2 separate regions of the Homo sapiens genome follow, and region 1 is linked to region 2. Evidence: chromatin contacts called from ENCODE Hi-C or POLR2A ChIA-PET data. All regions are on one chromosome and are shown on one strand. Each heading gives the region's core, a stretch centred on a gene start or an enhancer-like site at or near the end of the contact. The rest is flanking DNA. Distances are from core to core; before and after follow the strand shown.

Region 1 (3,354 bases), core at 820-3,319, 100 kb before region 2:
GTCTGGAAGAGGGCATGGACACAGCCTCTCCCCACCCTGCTGGAAGGCTGTTGGTGGTTCCCAGCTGTCCACTAGCAAGCCCTCCTACAACGCCCACCATTCAGCACCATTGCAATGCCCTCCTTCAGTCCTGTTTATCTCCCTTGTTGCCCTGCGCCTTCTGTAGAGTTCAGTGCACATTCCTACTCCTCCGTGAAGCCCTCTCTGATTCTTTTGAACTTGAGTCCCTTGAGTTTCTCTGGAGCTTCCCAGGACGGTGAGCTCTTGCTGCCTCATAGTGCAGTATTTATATTCACGTGTTTTCCCCATCCGGAGCTATAAGGAGAGCAAGGCTTCATTGTATAGTTCTCTCGGTGTCTTATGTATAAGAGATTAATACATATTGAAAGAATGCACGCTAATAAATGAATAATTTATCATCAGCTGATTCGATTAGAATCAGTCTAATGAGAACAATAGTAATTTCATACATCATTTTCAAGGCATTTTTATTTCTTTTTGGGTCTATTAGAGAAGTAGTGACACAGAGGCATCTTTCTTTCAGCCTGAAATTAGATATTAAGCAGAATCAAGAGTTAGGGGGAATGCATGGGGCTCACCCTGCTACAGATTGCTCAGCATTGCATAGAATGCCAGAGGCTAAGGGCCCCTTGGCAGTTTGTTCACTCTTTATAATCCAAGTGAAGAAACTGAGGCACCAGGTCATGCATGCTGTTAAATATCAGAGCTGGAACTCAGGGCTGTTCAGACCCGGCATGTACATCATGTCCTACTGATTTCGCAGGTCTCATCGCTTTGTGTCCTACCCTTGTCTTGTGGGAGAAGGGCACCCAGATATGAGTTACGATCATCTCACCTATATAATAGCATGTTGATGGGACATGACTCATTTAAAGGAGGCTGGAAAAATGGGTCGAGTAGTCACATTAGCCTTGCTAGATTCACATGTAATCTGACTCTGCAGATGGTGGTAGCTTCTGCTTGTAGAGCTAGTCATGGAAGCCCTGTCAGTGCCTTGTATTCACTCCACTGGAGGGTGCTGGGGGGATGAGGGAGCTGTGTGTGGGGTGGGCAGTGTCACCTAGTAAAACAGGTAGAGTTTGGGGGTGCCAGAAAGCCCTGGGTTTTATTCAATACCAGCTCTGACTTATTTCCTGTGAGCTTGTGGGTAAGTTCTTCCAGCCATCTGTTTCATCACCTATACGTTGGGAACGATTATAACAATATCTCCTGTAAATATGTCCAAACAACAGTGAACAACAATTACATTCTGGCTGCTACGATTGGGGCAGGGTGGGAAAGTTGCACTTTTCACTTTATGTATTTCTCTAGTTTTAATTTTAAATTATGAGCACATGTGACTTCCTTAATCAGGAATAAAGCCATAAAGCTTTATTTGTGAAAACCACCTCCAAGGAGGGTTCCGGTAAGCATGGAATATCTGAAATCTGCTGGGTTCTTATAGAGTGGGAGTTGCTGCTTCCGTGCCTGCCTGTACTAGGTCAGAGCAGTTAGAATTTTGTGTCGTCTCTAGTTGCCAATATTTGTCTTTAGCAGCTCGTCAAATTTTCCTTGGTGTGGGTTGCTACATGCCCTCAATCACAGAGCCAAAACACAGATAGCTTTCTCCTTTTTAATTTTCAAAGGCTTCTAGTCTGCCCCCTCCGCTTTGGGGAGCACTAAAGTCTGTTTGGAAATGTGGCCTTTTTGATGCCAAAGGCAGTCCCACAAGCCTCGTATCCCCTCCACCCCACTTCACACAGCACATCTCAAGGAGCACGCATGAAACCTTCACTGTTAACACTTGGTGCTGGCATCCTGGCTTTCATCCCGAGAAAATACACAAACCAAACCAAATCCACAGCACTTTAAAAACACTAATTAACTCTCACCACTGGCCTAGGCTACGCAGAAATGGCAAATCCCGCTGCCCCAATTTTATGTTTGGAGAAATCAGGGTAAGCAACATTTTCTAGGGCTTCTCTGAGCCAGATCACAGAAGCTGACCTGAAGGACTTGGCCTGGCCCTGCATCTGGAGTTAGGCCATTTGATGAAGGGCCAGCTGCCTCACCAGATCCCTTCTCTACAGCACCACGTGGTTAGTGGCCCATAACTCCATTTGTACATCAGCGTTTGTTTTTTTTTCCCCAGGGTTACTTTGATGCCAAACTGTCTCATGTCCAACTGACCATTTATTTATTTGCTTACTTTTCTTTAATTCTGGTACAGCCTAGAAATTTTAGCCATAGCTTCCAAGTGTAGCCTGTTAATTATAGTTGATTAAAGGTTCTATGCTGATTTTGAATTTCAACACAAAAGCAGACTAACTTCCAAACAGTCCCTCTCAGGTCCAGTGGCTCCGCCCCTTCCGTCTTCCACCCTGGAGCCTCCCCAGGTCTGGTAAAGATTTGGTGGTGTCCAGACTCCTTTTTTCCTCTCCCAGTCTGGACCAGTCATTCTCCTACCTCAGTTCCCCAGTCTTACCATCTGTAAAGATAAATATATCCATCTTTCTTGAAAGAGTCTACCATAAAATTCTGTAAAAACATAAAACCTCATAAAATTTTAGGGAACATATCCAATGAAATTAAAATTTACAAAGTAAATCTATTTTGTAAATATTTATTGATCTTGTCAGAATTTTTAGGGGTTTTAGGGTGCTTGTGTATAAGGCTGAAATAAAACTTTTGAAAACATTTCTGGGACGTTGTTGAAAACAGACTAAACGGCCTGTTTAGTAACCCATAATGTAAGATGTTAGTAATCAGGCATTTATAGACTGAAGTCTGTTACCTCTGGCAGAAAATACCTAGGGAATGAGTATATGGCCCCTGCTTCTAAAGATTCTTTTGAATCAGAGGAAAACATATGCCCAGGAAAGGATATTAACACAGTTATAAAATAAAGTAGAACAAATGATAAGTGATATAATATAAGCAGTAAGGACAAATGAAGAAGTGACAGCATTTGGGAGTGATTAGGAAAGGTGTTCTCAAAAAGGATATCTTTAAATTTGTCCATTACTTCAACAACTTTAGTTTTATCTTTCTTGATTTTAATGTGAATGAAGGAAAAGAATATTTAACACTATTAGTTTTCTATCACTGATCAAACAAATTACCATAAACTCAATGGCTTAAAACAACCAATACTTAACCATCACTCTATTTTCGTATTTTTTGAATGTTTTCAGTTCTGTAGGTCAGAAGTCTGACATGGGTCTCACTGGACTAAATCCAGGGTACCGATTGGCAGGGCTGCAGTCCCTTCCAAAGGCTGAGGGGACATCCCATTTCCTTGCCTTTTCCTGCTTCTAGAGGCTGCCTACATTCCTTGGCCCATGGCCTCCTTCC
Region 2 (3,071 bases), core at 112-2,611:
GGACTACAGGCACACGCCACCACACCCAGCTAATTTTTGTACTTTTAGTAGAGATGGGGTTCCACCATGTTGGCCAGGATAGTCTTGATTTCTTGACCTTGCCATCCACCCGCCTCAGCCTCCCAAAGTGCTGAGATTACAGGCATGTGCCATTGTGCCTGGCCTCTAGAGGGTTTTTCTAAGGGACGTTCTGTGTGATGTGAACAGGGAGGCCTGTGGACCTCCCTACCCCACCCTCCCAGCCTGCCCTACCACCTCCTCCATCTCTGCCCTGGCACATTTTCCTTTAAAAAAAATTTTTTTTTTTTCAGAAATCTTTACGGAGTAAGCTTCCTTTGGGGGAACAAAGAAAAATATTTAGTCCATGGTGAGAGAAGAGAATTGTGGGGTGATGGGGTGAGGGTTAGTATATCATAACCTTGTTAAAATGGAGGTTACACCCCTGCAGAGCTCACTGGAATGAGGCAGGTAGTTTATGTAGCCTCAGAAAAATCACAAGACTTGCTTTATATTTTCATTTAGTCCCTTCACTTGGAAAAATCATGAAGGGAAAAAGGAAGGCTGGTAGTCACAGCCTGGTTGGAGGTGACTTCAGTCACTGGGGACAGAGGAGGGTATATGAGACCGATGGCAGTTTAGTTCTGGGGGTGAGGTGGGAAGTTGGGGAGGTAGAATTAAAGCCACAGGCTCCTACCTGGCTGACAGCAGATAAGACCCTGAGAGTACGCAGGCTAAAGCCATGCCACTTACGCTCCTCTTGCCTGTCTAGCTTTGGGCTTTTATCACAACCAGATTCAAAATTACTGCCCTATTCCATTCCCTCTGGATCCTGGATACTTTGATGATAGGCATAACTTTATTGCTAGACAATAAACACTCATATTAATGACATTTTACATTTAGAAAGTGCTATCTCTAGGTCACTGTAGTTGGTAGGTTGCGAGGGTGTATGGTTGTGGTCAAATTCACCTGTGGTTGAGTGGGCTGAGGCCAAACTGTGTGTCATGGCAGCTGGCAATATGGGGAAGGGAAACTGGGCATCTTTTGTTTACCGAGCACGCAGAAGTTTTTCTTTGTTCTAAGTACAGGTTCTGCAGATGAAATGCCTCAAGATACAATGTGTTCCCCTTAAAAGCCCAGAGAAAATGTCCACTGATACTGTCCAGTTTCTATAAACCACACTGGTACAAAAGAAAAGGGAGCACTGTGGCTGATGTTTGGCATTCTTGTGCAGGATGAGGAGAGGCATTTTCCATTACCTGGTTCACCAATGAGACATATCGCCACCCTTTCATACTCTTTCAGAGTGCAACCTTTGCTGGCCTCAGCTCAGGGGAGATTCCCAGGCAAAGTCCACTGGCCCATGACAAAGCAAAAAGCATTCACTTCTAGCTGGTGGTTTCAACTTCAGTCCTCAGGTGTACAATCAATTCAAGCATACCATCTTCTAAAGCAGTGGCTTGAAATCTACCCTATGTGACATAGTATCTGCTTATGGAACAGCTACTCATACTCATTAAAGCAGCCAAAAATATTAATATTATAAAGTCCTAAAATGCCATTTTGTAGAGGGTTTTTTGTTTGTTTGTTTGTTTGTTTGTTTGTTTTTGAGATGGAGTCTCACTCTGTCACCCAGGTTGGAGTGCAGGGGCTCAATCTCGGCTCACTGCAACCTCCGCCTCTCAGGTTCAAGCAATTCTCCTGCCTCAGCCTCCCGAGTAGCTGGGATTACAGGAGCCCGCCACGACACTCAGCTAATTTTTTACATTTTTGGTAGAGACAGGGTTTCGCCACATTGGCTAGGCTGCTCTCGAACTCCTGACCTCAAGTGATCCACCTGCCGCAGCCTCCCACAGTGCTGGGATTACAGGCGTGAGCCACCACACCCGGCCAAGTTTGTTTTTGTTTTTGTTTTCTTTTTTGAGATGGAGTCTTGCTCTGTCACCCAGGCTGGAGTGCAGTGGTGCAATCTTGGCTCACTGCAACCTCCACCTCCCGGGTTCAAGTGATTCTCCTGCCTCAGCCTCCCGAGTAGCTGGAACTACAGGTGTGCACCACCACACCTGGCTAATTTTTGTATTTTTAGTAGAGACAGGGTTTCACCAAGTTAGCCAGGATGGTCTCTATCTCCTGACCTCGTGATCTGCCCACCCTGGCCTCCCAAAGTGCTGGGATTACAAGCGTGAGCCACTGCACCCAGCCTCCATCCTTTACCACTTATCTCCCCATTCCAGACCACCACTCCTCCCTCACCCCCCATCAAGAGAAAGTCTGCAGGAGGCCAGTGGTCTCATTCCATTGTTTAAAGGGCTGAGTGAAATCATCCACCGGGGATTCCATCCATCAAATCAAATGTTATGGATTTGGTTTGTTTGGTAGATGAAAAAGCCTAAATTGGCTGTCTCCCAGTTCATTCTACATACCACTGTGTGAAAGCTAAGACCAAGGGCCCTCCCAAGAAACAACAGAAAATGGATAATTCTGTGAAATAAGAAGCCAGCAGTTCTCAGCACTTCCCACCAGGCCCTGGTCAAAGTCCAGCATGTCTGCTGGTCCATAGTCTCTAAAAGTGGAGAGCAAAGGAGCAGCCACTGCAGCCAGGTTGGTTCATTCATTCATTGCAACAAACATTTACTGAGTGCCTGCAATGTGCCAGGCCCCGTCCTGGGCCCCGTGGCTACAGCCATGATCAAGATTGTTGATGTGGAGGCAGAATGTTCAGGACACCATTGGCCAGGCACGGTAGCTCACATCTGTAATCCCAGCACTTTGGGAGGCCAAGGTGGGTGTATCACCTGAGGTCAGGAGTTCAAGACCAGCCTGGCCAACATGGTGAAACCCCGTCTCTACTAAAAATACAAAAATTAGCTGGGCAAGGTGGCACACACCTGTAGTCCTAGCTACTTGGGAGGCTGAAGCAGGAGTATCACCTGAACCTGGGAGGCAGAGGTTGCAATGAGCCGAAATTGTACCATTGCACTGTAGCCTGGGTGACAGAGCAAGACTCCATCTCAAAAAAAAGAAAAAAGAATGTTCAGGACACCCATAAATCATGCCATGTAGATACAGAG

The links. Hi-C counts contacts between places; a loop is a spot of excess contacts on that map. ChIA-PET counts read pairs that join two places held with the same protein, here RNA polymerase II (POLR2A). Pooled maps may share reads with other maps.
Region 1: a loop to region 2 is called in a map of OCI-LY7, with 2.9 times the contacts of the local background. The contact joins two enhancer-like sites. A Hi-C loop is called at or near these places in 1 of 168 maps with a recorded cell type or tissue (OCI-LY7), 1 of 37 single-sample maps with no recorded cell type and 4 of 50 pooled maps. POLR2A ChIA-PET finds 5 or more read pairs at or near these places in 2 of 52 experiments (OCI-LY7 and activated B cell).

What each region holds. Positions count from the first base shown.
Region 1 is chr5:78,829,031-78,832,384 of GRCh38, reverse strand. All of the region lies in intron 6 of ARSB (arylsulfatase B), which reads left to right. Among named protein-coding and RNA genes, the nearest start is that of ARSB, 150 kb to the left of the region's middle. Within about 2 kb of position 2,069, at least 8 of the 41 ENCODE cell types and tissues checked have a DNase peak (open chromatin) inside an H3K27ac peak, as active enhancers do.
Region 2 is chr5:78,726,186-78,729,256 of GRCh38, reverse strand. The region is part of intron 3 of LOC124900191 (a long non-coding RNA gene); the gene reads left to right. Among named protein-coding and RNA genes, the nearest start is that of LHFPL2, 79 kb to the right of the region's middle. RefSeq lists enhancers at 1,102-1,211, 1,177-1,471. Within about 2 kb of position 1,361, at least 4 of the 41 ENCODE cell types and tissues checked have a DNase peak (open chromatin) inside an H3K27ac peak, as active enhancers do.